Linked DNA regions of Mus musculus: all the other regions are linked to region 1. Evidence: chromatin loops called from intact Hi-C (ENCODE). Cell type or tissue: left cerebral cortex. All regions are shown on one strand. Links, peaks and the distances in the headings refer to the core of each region. The heading gives the core; the rest is flanking DNA.

Region 1 (7,863 bases), core at 944-5,943:
CAGGACAAGCCAGAGAGCTATATAGTGAGACCCTCTCTCAAAAAACAAACAAAACAAAACAAAACAAACTAATCAAAAGACAAAAACAACGAGAACAAAACAAACCCCACAATCATACAATGACTTCCTAAAAACAGGAGGTTGGAAATGTCCATCAGAGCTTGTGTGGAGTACTGATGGATTGGTTAAAAATGTATCAGTCTGGCCCGGTGTGGCGGTGGGCATCTTTAACCCAAGCACAGAGGAAGCAGAGGCAGGCAGTTCTCTTCCAGTTCAAGGCTACCATGGTCTACACAGTGAGTTCCAGGCCCAGGGCTGTTGCAGAGAGGAACCCTGACTCTCGGAAAACAATCATTCAATTTTCTCATTTAAACTGTGCTTGTTTAGAGTAAGGAGGGGGCAGAGGGTTGAGGTTAATCAAACAACAAAATAACTTGAAGCCACAAACTCTTATAGCTGAATTCTATTGAAGGCTGTAAACACCTGAAATTTGTTTGTCCCCTGCCCCAACTCCCGTTAAAAAAAGAAAAGAGAAGAGAAGAAAAGAAAAGCTAGACTCAAATAACTAAAACCAACCCTCTTTAAGGCTAGTTACCCTAAAGGGTATATACCTCCTGCTCTTACATCCAGAAACAGACTCCATGTACTACACTAGGTCACTATGAGGCTCAATTAGGAATAACAGGAAAATAGCCCTCTCTGCGTATGTCCAGAAAGCTTTCTACTCTTGAGAAGATTTAAAATAACATTAAAGCGACTTTGGAGAAAGCCCATGAAATTCAGACTTCAATTCAGAAACAGGCCTATGGGATAATTTGTGGATGCCATCTGGGATCCAGACAGCCTCATCAACAAAAGGCAAACTTGTTGAGATCACCCAAACCTACAATTCACATACATTTCTACATCTGGACTGAATTAATCTCTTCTTGGTACTGGCTTTCATGTAATAAAATAATTGTTTGCAGGTTTTATTTAAAAAAAAGAAAAAGAAAGAAAACACGGCTCTAGAAATCAAAACGTAAAACATTCAAGTTGAAAACTACAAAGAATTCTTTTATCAGAAACTTAGTTGTGAGACAGGAGTCATTTACACAGAACTCTTAAAAACTGAGGACTCTGTCCAAAACAATTCTATTTGAAACCTGCATTCCAAGCAACTGCCACAAAAGGCTACACAGCCCATTATGTCATAAGTTCTGAAAGCCAAAAGCTTTATAAGCATAGTTAAATGTGGAATGGTCTCCAACAGCCCCCAATTCAGCCAACCCAGTTGAATGGCAGATTTTTAAAAAACCTGTATAGCATACGGGAGCATTTTGTTTTAAAAGGAGGGCTTCCAGCCTGCCCGTGTTGCTTTCGGGTATTTTCCTGTAAAGCTCGGGGTATCTCAAATCTACACCCTCAGACTGTGTATCTGAAACTGATGTCTTAACCCCTGCTAACCCCAAAAAGGAAGCGATGGGAAAGTCAGAAGATTTGCCTGGCTCAAAATGTTTTGAGCCCTGCAAGAGCTGTGACTGTGTCAGATCGCAGGTATTTCTGTAAGCCACTCAAAGCTGGTAGGTGGGCGGGGAAAGGGGGGGTAGTTCTTATTACAGTCAGTCTGCTTTCTGGAGAAGATATCCTGCAGATAACTTGATATAGGATATCCCCGGGGGGACCCTCGCCATCCAATAATCTACCAGAGGTCTCCTTTACTATAAAATATTAAGTGAGTATGTTTATAAACATACCCTCCCCTTAAAACCCTCACATTTCCATGTCAACCACCTCCAGTTGTGGAGTATTCTCATTTTTAACGTAAAACTATAATTTCTCAAAACCACACCCAAGGAAAATGATTAGGTGCTAGAAGTTTTACTACAAAGGACCGAAGCAAAAGGCATCTGTTTTCCTGCTCCATTCTGCTCTCTTCCCCTCCCCCACTCTCCATCCTGCAAGCCATTTGTAGGTCTTGGCTGTTACAACTTTCTACAGCACTCTCAATGCTCTAGATTCGGGATAAGAGAAAACAAACAAACAAAAACTCTTTTTGTCCTTTCAACAAAGTCGGGCCTAAATTTATGCTCTGTTCTTAAGAAAACTCAAAAGTCACAGGCCTTTTAAATGACAGATGTATTACGGAAAATTTTCCCCACAGAGTTTTTGATGCTGTGAAATATCAACTCCCTGAAACCACAGAAAGGAAATGACTTACATTCTTGGAAAATGAAGCCACTAGCAGTTTTCTCCAAAAGCATTCTCTAATCCCCAAACTACACACTGTGGCAACAGTGGGTATTTCGTGCAAAAACTAAATGTAGGTGGATGCTTCGAAGACCGGTAAACAAACACCACTCGGTCCAAAGAAAGGGGGGAATCATGCGTGGAAAATCTGGCAAGGTACGCTTTCCCTTCCACGTTCAAACGCGCCGAGAATCCTTGCACAAGTTTTCCTTCCTCGCAGTGGGCACTACACAGCTCCCGGGGTGCAATGCTAGCAAAACAGACTGGCCGCTTATATAAATAAATAAACAAATCCCCCAAAGGTGTAAGGGGGCCACTGAGCCAGAATTTCTTCCGACACTAGCCACACAACTGTACGGTCTGAAAATTGTTCCAGCTTTTATCTCAACTTTAAATGTGCTTGCTTTGACAGCTTTCCATCCATTCCTGCCTTTAAGAAAGCGCTCCACCATCAGGCTAAGCCATTCTAGAACTCCAAGTGTTGTTTAAATCCTGTAGACTTCACTTGGGTGGCCCCGAGCTGTCCACATCCCCGCTTTCCCGGAGGGGAGGCTAGTGGTCTCCTTTACCTGGTCGTGTTAAGTTCCTCCAGAAACCAAAATTCTGCAGGCCGCACCCGGGACTCGTGTGTCCCCAAGGCCCCCTTCAGGGTTTCCCACACTAGGCACTGGCGGGGATACCGGACAGACGCGCTGGGGTGCCTTCCCGAAGTGGGCTGTCCGGCCTGCGCGCACAACAGGCAATACCGCACATCGCTCGGGTACGCGGGACTCACGGCTCGTCCCAGCTAGTTACGGACGGGGCGCTACAGGCAGGCACCCCTCGAGCCAGAGTCTCGGAGATCGGGGCGCAGGAACGCAGAGCCCAGCCCCCTAGCTCCGCGCTTCCCTCGCGGCCGAGGCTGCCCGGGGGCCCCGGGCCTCCCGCCCCGGCGTGGGCGAGCTCCAACTCGCGGAGAGGCGACCTGCCCGCCCGGTGCCCGACGCCCAGAGCCCCGTGAGAAAGAAGAAAGACGCCGAGAGCGGCAAAGCCGGGAATCGCACTTTAGACCAGCAGGGGGCACAGCGGCGGCCAGGGCGCGCCGTCCCAGAAAGGGGGCCAGCAGGCCGGCGCCCGCTCCCGCGCGTACCTCCAAAGTCGACAGCGCCAGGCTTCCGACTCACAACCGGCGTCTGCTCCAGCGGCGCCGAGCCTACTCGCAGCTCCCAGCACTCCTGCTGCCGCCAGACCAACGCTGCAGCTGCCCCGCCCCCCGCCCACGCCTTCCGCTCCGCCCCCTCGAGTTCACGCCCACGGCCCGCCCGAGACACGCCCTCCCTGCTCGAGGCCCCGCCCCGCCCCAAATTGAAGGCGGAGACCGAGCAGCGGAAGAAGCAGAGAGCTGGGGTGATCGCGGCTGCACGTGGAGCGCTGCCCCCCCCCGCCCCGCCCCGCTCCGCCCCGGACCCAACCAAGAGTCCTGCGGAGGGGTGAAGAGACCCAGGGACCAGGGGACGCGGGTGACATCGGATAACCGAGTCGGGCTCAAGTGGGTTATATAGAGTGAGATATGCTTTGCATGCCTTTCCCAAAGGGACAGAGGCTTCGGTGCGAGGGTAATAGACTGTCCGCCCTCCCCTCCTTCGGAATGGTCCCCTTCTCCGCTCATGCCCCCCCCCCCCCCATCCTCCCGCACACCCTAGTCCCTAGCCTCTCCCTCACAGGCCTAGACGGGTTACCTGGGGGTGGTTGTTTTACGTGAGCTGCGGCTTAATAAATCTGAACTGGGGCGGCCCCTGCGAGAAGAGGAGATTTCGTGATTCCTCTATCCCCCTCCCGTCAGGCGCCCACTTCGACCTCACGGTTTTTATCCTGCATGTGGGCTGTGAGTGCCGCCTAAGCCCATCCGCCCCCGCTCAGTCTGTCTCCCCAGGTTGAAACAGCCGCTGCCTGTGGCCCTCAAAATGATGTGTACCCTTGGTGAAGGTTGCCGGCTTGGCTGTGAGCAGTGCAAAAGACAGCCCTAGAAGATTTCAATAACCCCAAAGATCCCAAGAGGAATGGAGGGTTCTTTGCTCCTTTTGGTAGTCGGGTAAAGAAGCGAAGTCCACTTGTTTGTGCTGCACCTATCTGGACCTGCTTAGGTGTCTAGCAGCTTAAGTGTGTGTGTGTGGTGGGGGCACTGCCACCCACAGTTACAAGCTTCTAAGTGTTTTGTGGATGGTGCTGCTCCAGTGAGGAGAATCTGAGATTCTAGCTTTTTCATGTAGGTGCAGACACCTGAGGAAGAACACTTGATACCCCATAGAAGCTGTATTTGAAATAGCTGATTGCTGTGATTAAACACCAAACCAAACCAAAGCGTTTATTTCTGCACACAGCTCTCAAGTCACACTGCGTCGCTGAGGGAAATCAAGACAAGAACTCAATGCAGAAACCCGGCATGGCCGTGGAAAAGTGTTTCTTACCGGCCAGGCTCAGCTTGCTTCTTTATGTATGTAGGACCACCAAGCCAGGGACTGTAGCCCCTCTCCCTTCCATGTGAGCTGGGCCCTTTGACATCAATCATCAATTAGAAAATTCACCAAAGGCCAGTGTGGTTGGGGGCAGGTCTCAAGAGTTGAAGTTCCCTCTTCCCAAATAATCTAGCTTGTGTCAAATTGACATAAAAACTAGCCAGCCAGCCTGGTGGGCCATGGTGGCGCAGACCTTTAATCCCAACCCACAGGAGGCAGAGATGGGCAGGTGGATCTCTGAGTTTGAGGCCAGCCTGGTCTACAGAGTGAGTTCCAGGACAGCCAGGACTACACAGAGAAACCTTGTCTTGGAAACAAAACAAAACAAACAAAAGACTCCAAAACAACTATCCAGCAGACCTTTCAATTGCCTTTCCATTTTGGAGACCGTGAATAGTAAGTTGTTGCTGGCTTCCACAAGTGTGAGCACGTACAAAAAAAGATATTTTTCTCTCTTTTTATATTTACTCCGGATGAGTGCAAATTGGGTATTAATTGGTAATCAACTGCTGTCTAATGAGATAAACCAGCATACAAACAAGAAACATAGTACTATTTTGGAAAAAAGTTTCCTAAATCTGACTTATTTTCAGGTTTCATATATGAGAATCTAGCAGAGAAAAAAACCCCAGCATATTGTTAGACTGTGAAACATAACTGTGATTATAAAGCAATTAGGTAACCCAAAGAGCAAAGTATCTTATGGAGCTTTTTTTAAAAAAAGAAAGTGTGAGATCAGACTTATTGTCCAGGGCTAGATTGTGGTAAAATTTACTATGTGAAATTTTTTTTTTCTGAATTGTAATGGTCATATTAACAGTGTGAAGACCACAATAATCACTCTTACATGATATATTTTTGTAAACCATTTCAAGCTATCTAAGTTGGTTTTATAAACTTTATAAAATGCCCCTTGGAAGCAGCATGCAGCCAACTAAAGGGGACTGAGAAAGGATGTGTTTCTTATCACAGGATGGGCTCTTAATGTGCTCCTTACAATGAAGAATGCAGCAGGTCTGTATGTGGTCTGGTTTTATCCTCTGACGATGGGATCTAGTTTATTTTCGCTGGTCCGATGAGATGTTTCTCTGAAGTGGAATACTTCACCAAGTGATGCATCCGTGCACATCTTCAATGATTACTTTTTCAGAAGCACTTACATATCATCATTTTTCGCGTTGTTTTTCTTTGGCTCTAGTCCATGGGTGTATTAAGTACTCCCAACAATGGAGCATAGGGTTAGCCCCGGGGTTCAAAGGTTAAAGACCCCCCTGAATCTTACAGCAGATTGGGAGGATGGGCGTGCTGTTCCAGAGCTGCAGCATCCTCAGTGGTGCCACAGAGATGCTCTGGAGCAGCAGTGCTCAGCCTGGAGCCTCCAGGAAAAACATCAGACACTGTGGGAACAGAAGTTTGCCTAGGAACCAGTCCTTCTCAAATCTGTCAGCATATTGGGATCACCCAGAGATTAGCAACGACTATGTACTGCCTGGATTATAGAAACGTGGCTTTGGAACATTTGTAATATCCCCATATTAAATGGAGAAATACTTGGGGGTCAGAGGTTAGAATGTTTTCAGGTAGGGACTCAGAGTAAGAGAGCATCCAGAAGCATGCCTTTCTTTTAAAGCATGATAACCGTACAACCGTCCTGAGAGTCGAGAGGAATACGAATTTAGTCTGTCTGTTTGTCTGTCTGTCTGTCTGTCTATAACAAGGTGTTGCTATGTATTCCCGATTAACTTCAACTTGTGGTAATTCTTGTCCTTTCTCTGATTTCTCAGTGTTCTCAGAGAGCCATTGAGGAATCAAGAGCTGAAACCCGGCGCTGGGTCTTTTAAGATCCACATGTAGACACAAAAGTCAGAAACTGGTGAGTTCACGCTGTGGGAATCCATCCCGACCGCTGCTCTGTTTTCTGTTGTGAGCCCTGTCCTGTCCTCCCCATCTGATGTGCAGTGAGAAGCCTCACTCTGAGACAGCATCTCATCTTCACAAGGAATCCCTCAAGAGCCCCTGAGTTAGCAGCAGTGTCCCTTTGGCCAGCCCTGCCACTGCCATGTGACCTGCAACTCCTAGAGCTCAGAGCCTTCCTTCAAACTGGGTCACATCTTTGCAGGAAAGGAAGACTGGGCAGGGCCCTCCTGGCCTTAATGTATGGAGCCTTCCTTCTAACTCTGTAGTATTTGAACATTCTAGTTTTCCAGGGCTGAGACTGTGAAGTTTGTGGTAAAACCGACCATCCAGATTGTGTTCTATATCCTTTAAATGCTGCATAGAACCAACCACACACACTCTGATATTCTCTTACATGCTGCATAAAACCATGCAGACTGTATCCTATATCCTGTGCATGCTGTATTAAACCAAACTCTGCTTGCTCTCTCTCTCTCTCTCCCCCCCTCTCTCTTCTTCTATCCTCCCTCCCTCCCTCCCTCCCTCCCTCCCTCCCTCCCTCCCTCCCTCCCTCCCTCCCTCCCTCCCTCCCTCTCTCTCTCTCTCTCTTTCTTTCTTTCTTTCTTTCTTTCTTTCTTTCTTTCTTTCTTCCTGGATAAAGTCTAGCTATGTATTCCTGACTGGCCTCAGCTTGTGGTAATTCTTTTTCTCCTGAATGCTGGGAGGCACGTGTCATCACAGCTGCCTCGGCCCTTATGCATTTTGATGTAAGGAATACATGCAGATAGAAAGCCAAAAGAACAAAATATTATAAATATGTTTTTTTTAAAGAGTTGAATTTGTTGTTTAGAATTAAATTGATAAAAATTAACTCTGTGTGCATTTTCCAAATCACATCTGCTATAGTAAGCATTTTTTGTACACATCCTTTCCAGCAAACAGAATGATAGGTAAGATCAGTTAAGATCAGTTCTGTATATTGAAGACCAACTTTGTCTTCTGATCTCTTGTGTACTCCAGTTTTTGGAGGGATTCATAGCATATTTTAATGCTGAAAATATAAGTTCTGGTCTGAAAGAGAAGTCAGTAATTTGGCATACTGGCTTTTAAAGAATACATTTTCAAAATTAAAGACTATTTATCACATTGGCTGGAGGTCTTAGAAATTAAGCTCACATTTTCTTTTGGTAAGTATTGAGATTCATTTTTATAGCAAACTAAAATACACTCTAGATGAAATCAT
Region 2 (7,863 bases), core at 1,705-6,704, 98 kb after region 1:
ATTTACACGGGAGAGAGAAAGGTAAATAGCACTTAGCCCTGGCTTTGGAGAAGCTTCTGAGTAGCTGAGGTGTGTACAGATGACCACATCAAAGCAGGGGCTGATTATAAATTGCCTCTGTGTTGCTCTCCCTCCAACCTTTGAACAAATCACCCAAGGATCTCAGAGATTACATAGGAAGTATACGGAACCCAGCGTATAATTAAGGCAACAGCAGCACCAGCTGGGGTCTCTTGCCTTTAATGGGTCAGTCCTAGTTTGTGTTGCCTTTTTGGCCTGCATTGGTATCTAATGAAACCTACAGACTTGGAAGTCCTTGGAATTAATTGGCTCTGAAGGCAGGTCTCCCACTTGCACCTGTGAAAACAAAACGCTTGTAGCTGAAGTAGCTCTTGGCACACAGTAGGCAATCATTATATGTTTACTGAGGCAATAATAGTTAAAACATAACATTTGGTCTAAATTTGGTCTGAACTGAATTGTATATTTATGCGTATACATTAATTGCTATCATTCAAAACACTACATTTCCATATTATTTAAGCAGATCTGAACAGCACAAGTGCTGGAGAGACTACATATTTCCCAACAAATATCTGAAGATCTCTTGTTCCACTAGAAAGCTCAGAGAGTAGGTTTTGTCAGGTAATGGCCACAGGTTCAATAGGTCCATATTGCTGTCCCATTCATTGAGTGAACAAACCAATAATAATCAAATTCATATTACAGTTCGAGTCTGGATTCTCTCCCATAAGCTCGTGTTTCAGGTGTGTTCTTCCCAGGAGTGAGCGGTTCTCTTTTTGGAGACAGGGCAGGCTTTAGAGCTGTGGTTCTCTGCCTTCCTAATGCTGCAACTCTTTAATACAGTTCCATGCCTTGTGGTGACCCTCAACCATGAAGTTATTTTTGCTGCTACTTCATAGTTGCCATTTTGCTACTGTTATGAATCGTGACGTAAATGGTTTCTGATGGTCTCAGGGGACCCCTGTGAAAGGGTCGCTCGGCCCCAAAGGGGTTGCGATCTACAGGTTTGAGAACCATGGCTTTAGAAGGTAGAGCCTAGCTAAAGGAAGTCACTCAGGGTGCAGCTTCAGCAGTTATCACAGGATCCTGGTGTCAGCTTCTCTCTGACAGGATGTCAGTAAGCACCCTCTTCCAGACTCCTACCCCCAGCCTTGCTTGTCCTGAAGCTATAAGCCCAAAGAAAATCTTCCCTCTTGGGTTGTTTCTGTCAGGTAATTATAGTCACTGCAGCGTTAAAGTAACCAGTGTAGTTACTAAGCTGGGTCAAGTCTTTTTTCAGATTCCTTGGTTTTTACATAACACCCTGTGTCCCAGGATCCCTCACGGGGTGCTGGACTATGATTACTTCTTATTATGACCTTATAAGCCTCCTGCGGGCTAGGACAGTTTCTTGGACTTTGAGTGGCCTTAATAATCATTTGAGAAGTACTAGGCAAGTACTCTGTAGAAAGCGGGGCCTCATCTGCTGTTTTCTTTGTGACTAGGCCCTGGTTATTGGTTCAGGGACAATCACAGACTCGGCCCGTGACTCTTACATCAGAGCATTCCAAGAATGTATATGCTGACCTTGACCCCTGACCCCTGGCTGGGTCGGTGTTTGCAGTGCTCACCCATTGTAACTTTGTTAGCTTTTCATTCTCTCTGTTGCCCTCACTGTTTACAATCCTCACAGGAAAAATCGGGACTTAAACACCATTTCTTTGAGGCAGAGAATCTGTATCAACTAAAGGAGTTTTGAAGCAAAACTTGTTCCTTGCCTCCTGATTTATTTATTTAGCAAATGGTGCATTTATGTACTGTGGAGTCTTAAATACTAATTTCCTGTTTTAGGTTATAATCCAAAGATGACTTCATTTGTTTTCCCTCACGTTACAGGCTCAGCGCTGGGAGCTGCCGCAGTGGCCCCTTCATCTCTTTGACACTTCAGTGCTGCTTTATTTATGTTTATTTATGTATGTTTCTGTTTTATTTTAGTCCTTTGCTGCTGTCTGCCTTCAGAGAATACTCTGATTAATCTTGTGCATTTCCACCCCTGTTCTAGAACCAGCCACATGTCTGAAAGCAACACCTGGGCAGTTGGCTGCAGCTTTGACGTCGAGGCGGAAGCCTGTTCTCCTAAAGGATCTCACGATTCCATTCTTCTTCTTCCTACTGCACGGGCACAAAGCCTGCCCCTCATCCTTCGGGTGACCCACACTCCTTCCCTCTCTTAGCTCTCCACTGTAGGCAATGTTTCAAAGCCAAAGGACATTAGAAAAAGCTTCCGGCAAAAGAAGGCCTTAGGAGATTCTCTCTCTTGGAAACAAATAGAAAAATCTTGCTTCTGTCTATCCTTGGCAGAGACTCTGGGCTGAGACTTGTGGTTGTAGTACTGGCCCTTGGGGGGAATATGGCCATTTCATAGTAACAGAAAATGCAGCTCAATGGGCTGGAGAGATGGCTCAGCAGTTAAGAGCACTGACTGCTCTTCCAGAGGTCCTGAGTTCAATTCCCAGCAACCACATGGTGGCTCACAACCATGAGATCCAACGCCCTCTTCTGGTGTGTGTATGAATACAGTTACAGTGTACTCATATAAAATAAGTAAATCTTTAAAAATAAACAAACAATCCAATAGTTTATAAAGCTCAACTGGAAACCACAAGGAAAATGTAGTCAGGTCAGTAGGCTAACAAAACTACCCCAAATCAACTTTGGGCTGTGCTATCTCAGTGTGCAGGCCTTATCATATGCCTGACTGCACACCCTCCTGATGACATGACACCAACACAGGATTAGGCACAAATCCACGTACAGACAGTCATAGGCACTAAGAGAAACACATTTCTAGGAACCTCTAGCAGACCTTCTCTTAGAGTTCTCAGTCTCAGCTGAATCATATGCTCGCCCCTAAATCAGTCATCGATAATTAAATGGTTTCAACTAGAAAGACTATATCCTCTCCCTGAGAGGTGTATATTAACTAAGACTGTGATTCTCTTCAAAGGGAAGAAAGGGAAAGGGACTTGGGCTAACATGAAGAGGGTCTAGTAAAGCTGGGCATGGACTAAGACATTCCTTCACAGTTCTGGTTGAGTTTCCTGGCTGAGGAGATTGCTCAACCAGGAAAGTTCTTGCTATACATTTATGAGGACCTGGCCCAGATCCCCAGAGTCTTTGTGAGAAAGCATGGCATGGCTGTACTCGCTCACAAGATCAGTCAGTGCTTGAGAGATGGAGACATGCATCCTTGGCCTAGTCACCAAGCCCCAGGCCAGCAAGAGGGCCTGAGCCTCAAGAATGATACTCAAAGTTGACCTCTAGCCTTTACATACATGTGCATGTTTGCAAATGTATACACACAAACATCTAAGGTTGAGCCTTCTCATGTGTGTGTGTATGAGCACACTTGTACACACACACATTCTTAAAATATTCGTTTTATGGAGACAAGGTCTCATGTAGTATGGGTTGGCTTCAAACTCACCCTGTAGCTAAGGATAGATTTAAATTCCTGATCTTCCCTTGGCCTCCCAAGTACAGGCATGACAGCCAGAACGCACCATGCCCAACTCCTTTTCAGAACCTTTACATATTTCTCCTAGGGTGAGGCCTCTGAAGAGCCTGAAGAAGGCTTACATAAAGGGAGTTTATTTTGGGACCAACTCATGGAGCAGAGTGGGCGGAGCAGAGAAACAAAACGAGGAGAGGGCCAGAGAAAGTACTGTTGGTAGCCAGTGTTCTGTCAGTCCCTAAGAGACATGTTGAGGAGTCTGTTGAAATCACCTTGGCGTTTACCACTCAGAGACTAAAGGGAAGAGGCACTAATTTATCAGCCTCAGTACACCAAAGAAAGGTGGCCCCATGGGTATTAATTTACCCACCCCCACCACCTCCAGGCTGGATAATTGTGAGTTCTCTTCAGGTTCTCACACTTCAGCATCAGTGGGGTCTGGGGCAGGAAGCATGACACTGCTATGGGCTGAGGCCAAGGGCTGATAAATTATACCTCTGAGCAGCTGACCAGAGCTTGTCTGGAACGAGCTGTCACTCCAGTGACTGTCTAAGGGAGTGAGGCTGAGAGGGCGTGAAGAATGGGCATGAAATAAGTACCTCGCCCACAGCTCCATCCCAATTATAAGCATTCACCATCTGGAAAAATGCTTAATCCAAGTGTCCAATAGACTGCAAGCTCCTCCAGGACACGGGGATCTCGTGTCTGGGCGTTACTGATCATGAGTTGAATGTGAAATATGTCCCACAGACTAATGCTTGGTCCCCAGAGGCCAGTGCTATCTTGGGAAGTGGTAGACACTTTAGGGGACATATCGTGGGGGAGGATGAAGGTCACTGGGGGAGGCACGCCTTTGAAGGTTATACCTGGTCTCCAATCTCTTTCTTGGTCCCCATCCACAAACCCTTACCCCTGGCATGCGCTTTCGTTCAATTGTAGGAAGTCAGGAAGCCATGAACTGCAGCCCTTTGAAACCGTGAGCAAGATAAATCTTTCTCCCTTAAGCGACTTCTGTCAGGTGCTTGGTCACGGTGGCAATAAACAGACAGATAATCCTGTTCTTGTTCCTAACCCAGGTAGAATATACACACTGAGGATGTCTTGGATGAATAGATGGCTTTTAGAAAAATGAAGAAAAAAAGAGAATCTAATTACCAGACACATCATTTCAAAGAGAAAGTGTTCAATAATATCCATCCGTAAACCCATCCAACTGCTCCAGGCACGCCCTAAAATCACATGGGGTTCCCAGGGTTCCTGAAACCTTTGAGGGTGTGGGCTAGGGTCGGCCAAGGCCTTACCTTGTGTACCTACCGACTCATGCTCAGATTGGAGTTTATCTGTTGGAAATCATCCCTTCCTGCCTCACTCTAGCAGGATTCTGTGTGGCTGTGTAGAATTCACAAAAGTCCACATTCAAATGCTTTCCCTCTTAACGTCTCCCAGGTTTCCCAAGAGGTGAACTCCTGAAAGTTTCCTGGATGCCGATCCTGTTCTACTGTGGAGAATGTACATATTCTGGCCTCCCAATTGACCTGAAACCTAATAGTCCCAGAGAGAACCCTACCAGCTCAGTATTGAAAGCAAATTCAGATATATACAATGTTCCCCAAGCAGCCATTTCATTGAATGTAACCTTTTGGGGGATGCATCTCCCCCATGCCTCTTTTCTTATGGTTGTCTTATTTATTATTCTCTGTCTTTTAAATTTAAATAAAAAAATTTTCCTGGGCAGTGACTTTGTCAGTCATCCTTCAACCATCCCAAATAGTTGTGAATGCTGAACCATTAAGAGTGACTAGCCATCTGCTTTCTTCATAAGTAATTTAAACTATAAGGAAGATGTCCTGTGTTTCTTTTTGCTGTTGGTTATCAAGGATCCCATAATCTCTTGCTTTCATCTTGATGTAACCCTATGTGATAAAAGTCATGTTGCCATTCTGCACAGTTAAGGACATTTTTAGGAAAGAATATATTTTAATAACAATTGTGAAGACTATTAATACTATTATCCTAAAATGACATTTCCCATCATTTAGGATTTGTCTGTTGATGACATTGGTTGCCATTAGAGACAGTAGAGACTTTGAATTCCAGAAGAGTTCTAAGGGATGATAATTTAGCAATTTATTTCAGGAGATCTTTATAGAAACAGAAGTTATTAATAATATAGGTCTACTAGCCAATGGCCGTCTTTTCTTTGAACTGCCCTAATGATAATCACCTAGCAGAATTGATGTCTGCAGACCTGTGACTTCCTGCAGGAGTCACTGAAGATCCAGGTCTGGGAGATTGGAAGTCTGTGTCCCTTGTTTATGGCAAAGCAGTCTCACATCTGGTATTCAGGTCCCTGCCATCTCGTAGGCAATATGAACCTCTTCCTGGTCTATCCCAGAGGCACAATGTTCCTGTGTGAATTTTGTTTGGTTTTTGTGCTGTTACATTTTAAAGTAAGTTAGTTTCCATTACTTCAGAATCAGGACTTTCATCTACATTATCTAACAGTTGGCTTCTTTGAGATCTTGTACTCCAGGGCCTTATATTGTGACTTGAATGAAATTTAATAGTGGCTGCCCTTGGGAAGCAGGTGGGCAATCCAGGCTTGCAGAAGGATCCCAGCAAGTTTATAGCTGCATCATGCCCAGTGAACTCCACATGTGGAATTCCTGCTTGTCACCTAGAACCACCAAGGTCTATGCACACTGGCAGAGATCCAAGGGCACTTGGCATCCTTCTTGATGCTTCTCTGGACCCTGAAAACACTGTACCCAGGATCTCAGAATTACAAAAGGAAAAATACCTGTCAGAATGCAGTGTGGAATCAGGATACCAACATCAGATCTGTAGGTCATCTGAAGAGCTTGCAGGGGAGAGTCCACCAGCCAACGCCAGTAAAGACCCACCTGCCATCCTCGACAGCGATTTATCACTAAACTTACTCCATTTACAGGAAACTCAATTAGAAAACTTAAAATTTACTCATTGATTCCACATATTAATTATGCATCATGATACGCTAAACCATATTCTAGGCATTACCTTGTTCAAACACTGGTTTAGAATCAATAGCACGGGGGGGGATTATCAGATTAAAAAGGGGCTTATAAAATGATGAAAACATTCCATTTATTGCATATATAAATTATTTCTGGTATTTCCTGAGAACATAACAGTTAAGGGTAAATAGGAATAGTCCCATGTGGTCCTCTGTTAGGCCAACTAACAAAAGCCAAAGCAAGGTCTACATATACACAAATACATAAAATATCATAGCAGGCATCCCATGATATATTAATAGGCCCCACAATATATGTATTTGTTCATACATATGTAGTACATTTTTTATATGTTCATTTATATAAAGATTTCATAATCTATTCACCAAAATGCCTAATGTTGGTTCTTTGTGTCTGCTATTATGGTGTCTGATCTTTTGTTTTCTTCTAATCCTCTGTATTTTAGGTCAATCTTTCTTTTACAGGAAACCTAAGACTCTATGTCATCTTTCAAGAAAATTATTATAAAAGTTGTATGTGCTTAAAAACACGTTCCAAAGTGCTGAAGCTAAAGGAGATAGTGACCCAAAAATAAAACCTTCTGGATTATGATAATTCCTACCATTCAGTTACCCATTGAGACAGGGCAAGTTTGTTTCTTGGTTGTGGGTAGCAGGGCCTGGCCTAAGATGTAGGGGTCTGAAGGACAGTCAGAGACAGGCAGAAACAGCTCTGGTGCTGGAAGAGAATCTGCATGGCTGAAGGATCTTGTCTTCAGATCATCATGACAAAGGACAAAGGAAGTCTTTCAACACCACTCTTGGCCCCATGGGTGAGGAGATGGCTCAGGTGGGAAGGTGCTTGGCTCAAAAGCATGAGGACCCAAGTTGGAGCCTCAGCATCCACAAAAGGAGCAGGGTACGAGGACATGCACCTGTAGTCCCAGCCGAGGCTAGCCTTAAATTCACTATGTGGTAGAAGACGACCTGAGTTCCTTCTGCCTCCACCTCCTGAGGGCTACGATTACAGAGCTGTACCACCGTGTCCTGCTTTTTTAGGAATCTTGAGCTGGAATTAGAGTATCATTTTTTATGAGATGGACTCTGCTCATTTGTCTAGGGGAAGAGCATCTTGAGGGAGTTGGGACATACAAGCACAAATGACATTTTCACCAAAATGTCAGGGAAGCTGCGGCCGTTCCACGTCCACACATCAGTTGGCTCCAGTTTAAACAATATGCGGCATGCAGTCAAAGAGAGCAAATAACTGAAGCCCTTCGCACCTCCCAAAGCAACTGTGATTGGAGGTGAGAAGGGAGGACGCAGATTGTTCCCCAGGGTCAATTTCTTT
Region 3 (7,863 bases), core at 1,705-6,704, 320 kb after region 1:
TATGTATGTGAGTGCACTGTCGCTCTCTTCAGACACACCAGAAGAGGGCATCGGATCCCATTACAGATGGTTGTGAGCCACCATGTGGTTGCTGGGAATTGAACTCAGGACCTCTGGAAGAGCAGTCAGTGCTCTTAACTGCCGAGCCATCTTTCTAGCCCCTGGTACCTCACTTTCTAAGCGAAGAAAATGACATCCAAAGCCCTACGACTCATTCACAGACTTCATGCAGAAACAGTCCATTGACCAACCACAGAGGTTTTCCTAAGTCTTCTTTCTTGCCACTCTCTACCTTACAAGGTCAAGAAAAGTATTTTTCTTAATTTTATTTGCAAAGATACCCCCTGGCAAATGGTCTCTGCTAAGATAATTCCTCTAAAATCTGTTTTCTCATAGAGTAGAGTAGACCATGTGCAGAACCTGCCCCCTGCCCTGGTTGTCCTGCCAGAGAGAGGGTACAGGGTATATAGCAGGAATGGACATGGACATCTCTTGGACTAAAGCCACAGCATGTGGATACAATGGCCAACATTAGGTATCAGGGGCCCAGAGAGTTTTTCCTATGCCTCCTTCATTAAGTAAGGAGTGCTAATGTGGAAACACAGGTGTGCATTGGGAGATGCTTGTGAACTCTTGCAGAGATGAAATTCTATTTTGGGGGCAGATACCATGTTCAGTCTAGAAACTCTGCCTGAGGGCAGATGACACAGGCAGGATGAGCACAGGTCTCATCTCAATCCAGAGTCTCCGTTGGGCATTTCAGAACCATTTGGAATTGATATGCAAAATTCATGCAAATATGAGATGCAATCCCATTTTTGGTGGAGCCACCTACCACCAAAGGCAATGTCAACCCATTCGTGTCTACAGATTTTATTAATGTGGACTTAATGGATTATTTTTAAAAAATGGATGTTTATCTAAATATGGGCTGCTGCTGTCAAACAAGAAATCAAAAGAAAACAAGTGCTAGAATTCATTGAGCCTGAAAAAAATGGAGAGAATAAATCCAAGTGATGGTGCCCCCAGAAATCAGAAAGGCTGCTCCTTCTCAGGAGCCTACAGGCTACAGAAAGGCATGCATTTCTGGCTGAGTTTACAGGAGACCCTGGACAGGACATCTGGAGACCAGTAACAGGGTGCATATTCCAGCTTCCATTAGCACAGAAGGCTTTCTGAGTGGCTGAGGGTATCCCAAGTGGGAACCAAAACCATCTGACAATTTTCAGGAGAGGAAATAAGAGTTTCCAGACATTGCAGCCCATGATAATTTGCTTCTATAAAGTTACATTTTACAAGACAGTTCTTCATACCTGCTACAACCTTGTCGGGTTGAGTCCTTTGTAGATGAGAACATGTCTCAAGATCACGTACAATAAGCAGAAAGAAAACCTACACAGGGCTTATCTGTTTCTTTCTAACCTTGCTGGACCACATTCCCAGGCTTCAGTCTTCCTGGCAAGGTCCCATCCCAGTGCTCAGTCCACGTTCCTCTTATTCTCTTATTCAGCTGGAGTTACTTGCTTAAGAAATATCTGCTTTAAGTCCATCCCTGAACCAGGTATCCTTTTATGAGCCCTCACGATGCCACACGCCTCTCAACACTTACAAATATCATAAACAACCAACTGATAGATATTTAAAAGGGATTCGATCCACACTTTTGTAGAAATCAAGAGACTGGGTGTTATGTCAGATAGGTGGGTAGATGTTTCTTTGACCACTCAGCATATCCATTAGTTTTTAAATAAACAGATTATCTACCACTATGCAATAGTGAATCACCAAAAGAATGTAGCTGTCACTCTCTGTTTCTTTTTTTTTAAAGATTTATTTATTTTATGTATATGAATACACTGTAGCTGTCTTTAGACACACCAGAAGAGGGCATCATATCTCATTACAGATGGTTGTGAGCCACCATGTGGTTACTGGGAATTGAACTCAGGACCTCTGGAAGAGCAGAGGGTGTTCTTAACCACTGAGCCATCTCTCCAGCTAGCAAGATCCAATCCTCTCTCCTGTAGAAATTTCAGATCTACTCTGAAAACCATGAGACCCTCTCAAGGATAGGAACTGTGTCTCATATCCCCTTGAATCCTAATACAGTGCTGAGTAGGTGGTAGGCAAGCAGGTATTTGCTGAATAAATGGATCGCTAAATGACTTAGAATCCTCGGGCCATTACTCTTCCACTCTGCCTCTCTGCCTCTTCCAAGATGGAAGGCTTCAGAGCTGTTGCTACAGACATTCTTCTTCCGGGCCCTCATAGGGTCAGGGGCTTGGAAAAGCACAGCTTGGCACACAAATCTTGCTTATGGGTTTGGCTCAGATATCACATTATTTTCCTTATTAGAAGGAAATGCTAATGCAGAGGTGGTAGTGGGGAACAGGGACTTCCAAGCAGCTATAATCCCTGCAACCCATCTCCAAGGAGGCTAAAGGCTCCGGGACTCTTTTCTCAGGCCATTCTTAGTAGATAAGCCAAAGACGCAGATCCAGCGGACTGAACACAGGAAGGATAGAACATTCGAGAAACAGCACATCCATTTCCTCACTTCACTTCATTTATCATTCTCTTCATCATATGTCTATGTGTTCATCCTCTTTAACATTTGGAGTACCAAATTCTTTACAACTCCTTTCTTAAAATCACCTGCAGTTACTCAGTAGCAAAAGCCAACTCCAAGACCCTACCAGAGACTGCCTGACAAACAACCAATGCGCATGCTCCAGGCACAAGCTCTTGAACAAAAGCTGACTCCAAACAGTGACAGAGGCCTGGGGAGCAGCCTTTGAAACCCCAATCTTATCACACACAGAGTATCTCTGGCCCAGTTAGAGAGATAGGACAACTAAATAGCTTGGGCCTGGTCTTTGTCACTTAAAAACACAGTTCAATGTTCCAGGCTAGGCTTGAATGGCACAGAAATGCAATGGATTTTGCTTTGTTTATTTTGAGCAGGGACATTTTGGCTGCCTATTCACAAACCACGGCAGAACCAAAACACAATTTTCTAAGTGTCTTTTCACTCACAGGTCTCCTTGTCAGTTGTCACTGCTCTATGCCCAGCCTCCTGCTAGAGCAAAATATTCACCGAGGTAGTGCTCATTATCTGAGAGGGGCTAAGGAGACAGCAGACCCAAATATTCACTAATGGCTCCTGGATCCCATCTTTCTTTGAAATATGAGCACATTTAATATATCTACAGCCCCGAGAGTCTAGCCTTCATCCTAGCATCACATAGTTTATGCTACCCAAGACTTCCCATATGACTGCAGAGATACAAAGCCTTTTGGAACCAACTCATGGCACTGTGCCCGGGAGCCCAGATTAATAATTATGATACACATGCTGGAGAAATGTCTACAGCATTTTTATCTACCTGAAGGACAGTCGGGGTATGTTGGCTGGGCTGAGTAAGACAAATTCATCAGTATTCTCTTTCTTCCCGTTCTGCTTCTTTAAAATGTGGCAGAGATGTGGACATTTGCAACATTTAATTCGCTGGTGCTTTTATTAACGCCAAGTGGTTTTGTTATTTTAGAGACATTAATAATTGATTATACAGAATTTAAGATGTTCATGAAATAATCATTCTTGGCAAATTTAAAGGTGTAATCTTGGAGATAATTAAATATTTACCAGTCAGATTTGCTTTAAGTCACGTTCTGTATGTTGTGAGGTACTGCAGCTGATAGACTTTTGCGAAATACAGGTTGGTTTGGCTGCTTTCTAAGAAGTATCCTGAAACTCAACGTCCTTTGCTTAAATCAAGATCTATAAGTTTGTTTGTTTGTTTGATCCTTTGTGGATGTCGAGTTGATGTCTAAGAGGAGGACAGGTTCTCACATTGGTGAAGCAGATGCAAAGGATTGTAGGTATGCAAGATGTCCCTGCTCTCACACTGTGTGGGTAACCATGGGCTAACTCTGCAGTCAGTCTCAGCAGAGGTGGCTCTCAGTAAAGGGACTGTTATCATTTTTCTATAGAGATGGTGATGGCTCCTTGGATAGTGTAATACTGCATTTCACCATTTTCTATAGTGTGTAAAACATACTTTCTCATATACCACCAAAAAACAAACAAACAAACAAACAAAAGCAAAAATGAGAAATGAAAACAACTTTCTTTTAACCTTCACGATAAGACGCTTCCTCCAGTCACACCACCTTCTGCTTGCTTGCAGGTTTCACTAACTGGGATGCAAACAGTTTCTGCAGTTGGGTTTGTGATAGCCAACCCTTTTTTGCATACCTAGCAATAGCCTCATCTACCTAAGGGATGGCTGGCTCTTCCTAGTTTAGAGTTGGGGAAGCTTTCGGATATGGTCGTTTCTCAGAGCATGCATATCTGCTTCACAGACATCAAATGAAAGCCCGCCTCTCTGTTTCAAGGGAAGTGATACTCTTCTCTTCACTGTCAAACCATGGTTTAGTCTTTCTGAGGACCTTCTGAATGGCAATTGAACCCTAATTCTACTATCCTCTAGATGCACTCAGTTCAGCTGAAGGGATGACAACAAAAGCTGCTATGACTATCTTCCTAACAACTGCATACTCCCTGAACCTGGCCATCACCATCAATATATCCCCAGAGATACTGAGAGGAGAAAAATGTACATTCTAGAATCACTCAAATGTGGCTCAATTCAATAATCCTGCCTGCACGCTAATGCTGTAGCCAACTAGTGGTCACAACAAAGCTGTAGAAGAAAATAACTCCAACTAAGACTAGGATAATGGTAAATGAGTATCCCTGCCCCTTCCTGCAATGTTATTACTTGTTTTCATTAGTTTGTCTTTGTTTGTTTGTTTCTGCAGCATTGGGAGTAAATTCAGGGTCTTTCGTGTGCTAGGCATGTGCTCTATCATTTGTCTCTATCTCATGCCCCATCTCCATTATTGTATCTTTTAAAAATATTATTGTTTTATGAGTATGAGTATTTTGCCTGCATATATGTCTGTGAGTATGTATGTGCCTGGTATTCATAGAGGGTAGAAGAGGATGTCAGATCCCTTGAGATTGAAGTCATTAGAGATAGTTGTAAGCCACCATATGGGTTTTAGGAATCATACTCAGGTCTCCTAGAAGAATAGTCGGTGCTCTAAACCACTGAGCCATCGCTCCATCATCCATTATTCTATCTTAAAGGAGCTTAAAGCCACTCTGACCTACTCATCTACAGTGTATCTTTTTATCATGACCTTCATGAAATTATCTCTGTCTGTCTGTCTGCCTGTTTCTCGTCTTTTTTCTTCTAGTGATTTAAAAGCTAAAGCAGGTGGATGACTCATATTTCAGCTGTCAAAGCTAGTACTATGAGCTCATGATACAATCCCTTCTCCTTTTTATCATACTTTCATTGAGTAGTAGGAGGGAGAAAGACTGCTTTTGCCGATGAAAATATGGGGGAAGGGATGGAGGTGGAAAAACAAGTCTAGCCTTCCAACTCTTGTCTTCTCTAATCTATGACTTCAAGACCACTGTGGAAAGAGACATCCCATAAATACAAGAAACTTGTTAAGATCCCCTAAAGAGTCCCTCATCACAAACTACTCTTCATGGTGGAAAGAATTAACTATGCACTACTTGAAGTTGAAGGAAACCTGTTTATGGATGATGCTCCATTTAATGACTACTCATTGGATGACACAGATCCTGCAAATGCATTCTTGAATTTTATACACTCCATGGACATCTGAGGACTTACGTTGCCTGTGTCTTATTGCATCTCATCACAGCATTCATGTACTTAAAGATTTTTTTTTAAAGATGCTTGGTTCTACCTGAATTCAAAGAGACCAATCCAGCCTTGGAGGAAGAAAATTCCTGCCCAGGAGATCTAGGTTTCCCATTAACAGTTGCTAAAGACACCCCTTAATTTCTCACCTAGACATTGTTTGGTCTTCAGGCAGAAGTTGGTGTTGAATAGTTTTTCAAAATGCACAAACCACCAAACCACCATGCAAGAAAAAAACAGGGTCCTCCTCACTGGGTTCATTCACAATATCCACCTCTTGCCACACTGTCGTATGATCCTTGAGTGAAACACAACTCCTGGAGGATTCATTGCCTCTCCTTTCATCCTTCACTCCCTTGGAGGGGAAGACATCTTCCGAAAGAGTCAGGGACCCCCTGTTCCCTGCCAGGGAAACTCCTGACCAGGACTGGGTTTCCTGGTGTTTATAAGCTGGCTGGTGGTCAGGGATTTTCCAGTCTCTTACTCTTCTGGAAAAGCAACTTTATTTTTCATTTTAAGTGAGGACATTTACGTGTCACTGGAGTGCTGGGACTGACAAATTGGATTGGAGCCTGCTTGGTGAAGCCGGAGCCAGTATCATGTAAGGACACAGACACTCTGGCCTCTTCCCCTACATTAACTTGAGAATATGAATATGGACTTTTAATTAACTTCCCCACATCCTCTCTTGGACAGGAGACAGGGTTCTGATCTTAGCTTTTCTTTCTGTCACAAAGGGTCTGTTGAAATGAAAGCTGTAGCTATTTGGTTGTTTGTTATTCTTCTCTTGCAGACATTGATGCCTCCAGGGACATTGGGAACATGGAGAGCCTCCAATACAGTTTCATCTGGAATGCCACCACCACCAATAATGGTAATACTATACAGTGTTAATGGTATAATAATGGTAATACTATACAGTGTTTTTGAGTTCATAGAACTTTCAGCTTTGCTATCACGTCAACTTGATTTAATCCTCTCTCCCAACAGTTCCATAAGCTCATCTGTCATGAACGCAGCAAGAATTGGGTGAATCCGATGGCACGTTCCAAGTATTTAGCTGGAAATTATTAAAAGACAGGACTACTCCAAAGACAAACCAGACAACATGAATCTCAATACTAGATAATATGAGCACAAAGTAGGAACAGACTATCAGAATGGTAAGACAACTGGGCACTGGCAACAACAGGAAGTAGTCATCACCCCCTAGCCTAAGAAACCAATCAATCAAGAAAACAGAAACCACACCACTTATAAATAAGAAAAAGTAGGTAGAAGGATTCATTTTAAATGGTTGGGGAGCTTTCTATTACATGTGAAAAGTAGCCACATTAGTAGATCTAGACCACAGATTGATGGCTAAGGGCCTAGAAGGAACACACAGGAGGTGTTTGATGGGTTCAGGTTCGGAGTTGTGAGAGAGAACAGTCCTGGAGATTAGATGCACGGTGAATGTATGTGATGCTACCCAACTGTGCTGCCAGCATGGCCAAGTCGATGCATCCCATTATGCAGTTCTCATACACACTGCTCCTTATTTCTCACCTTGATAAAATTGGCAGGGGAGTAGAATCTGAATGTGTAAAGTGTTTGCAAGCGCGTGCACACACATGCACCACACACACAAAACTGGAAAGGGGTGTGAAAAAGCAGCAGGGTCCAGAAGCAAAGCTTCGGTGTTACAGCCCAGATCAAAGGGGGGCACAGATGTTGGATGTAGGCTCCTGAAGGACAGGAGAAGCTGCTGGACAGCAGCACCATGGGGATGGTACCCAGAGGCTGGAACCCATCATCACAGTATCCAGAGAGGCGGTGGCTGCTAAAAGGAGTGTGATTGGGGGTAGGGGATGGAGGGAGCAAGCAGAGGGAGAAACAGAGTCTTCCTCCAGCCTTCTGGGTTCCTTGAACCAGTCTATATTGGCAAACCAAACAAAGTAGCTGGCAAAGGGGATATGAAATTCTCAAGCTTAGGACCAAAGAGCACAACAGAGAAGGGTGGTTAAGGAGCTGAACAGTATTAGCATAATACTAAGCATGTGGCGGGGCCAGGTTATAGGGATGGCAAACAAGAGGAAGGAGACTGCACCCCTAAGCCTAAGGGCATGAAGAACCAACG

The links. A loop is a pair of places that touch in the nucleus more often than their neighbours do. Peaks named below come from ENCODE experiments on the same cell type or tissue, not always from the same donor. Only the 100,000 strongest peaks of a DNase experiment are listed, where the experiment ranks them.
Region 2: a loop joins it to region 1, with 7 times the contacts of the local background. A loop is called at or near these places in 6 of 42 quality-filtered maps.
Region 3: a loop joins it to region 1, with 6 times the contacts of the local background. A loop is called at or near these places in 15 of 42 quality-filtered maps.

The regions. Positions count from the first base shown.
Region 1 is chr12:70,821,069-70,828,931 of GRCm38, reverse strand. Frmd6 (FERM domain containing 6) reads right to left here and starts at 3,418. Exons shown (of 14, transcript NM_028127.3): 1 at 3,359-3,418. In left cerebral cortex, for the core only: a CTCF peak has its summit at 3,301 (motif pointing right); DNase peaks (open chromatin) are centred at 2,462, 2,897, 3,498, 4,004 and 2 more places; H3K4me3 peaks cover 3,761 bases; H3K27ac peaks cover 3,841 bases.
Region 2 is chr12:70,723,879-70,731,741 of GRCm38, reverse strand. Gm40437 (a long non-coding RNA gene) reads left to right here. Exons shown (of 3, transcript XR_872802.2): 3 at 2,066-2,450. Among named protein-coding and RNA genes, the nearest start is that of Gm40437, 14 kb to the left of the region's middle. In left cerebral cortex, for the core only: no CTCF peak of the experiment used is centred there; DNase peaks (open chromatin) are centred at 3,679 and 4,108; H3K27ac peaks cover 2,150 bases.
Region 3 is chr12:70,501,618-70,509,480 of GRCm38, reverse strand. No RefSeq gene overlaps it. Among named protein-coding and RNA genes, the nearest start is that of Gm32219, 30 kb to the left of the region's middle. In left cerebral cortex, for the core only: no CTCF peak of the experiment used is centred there; no DNase peak of the experiment used is centred there.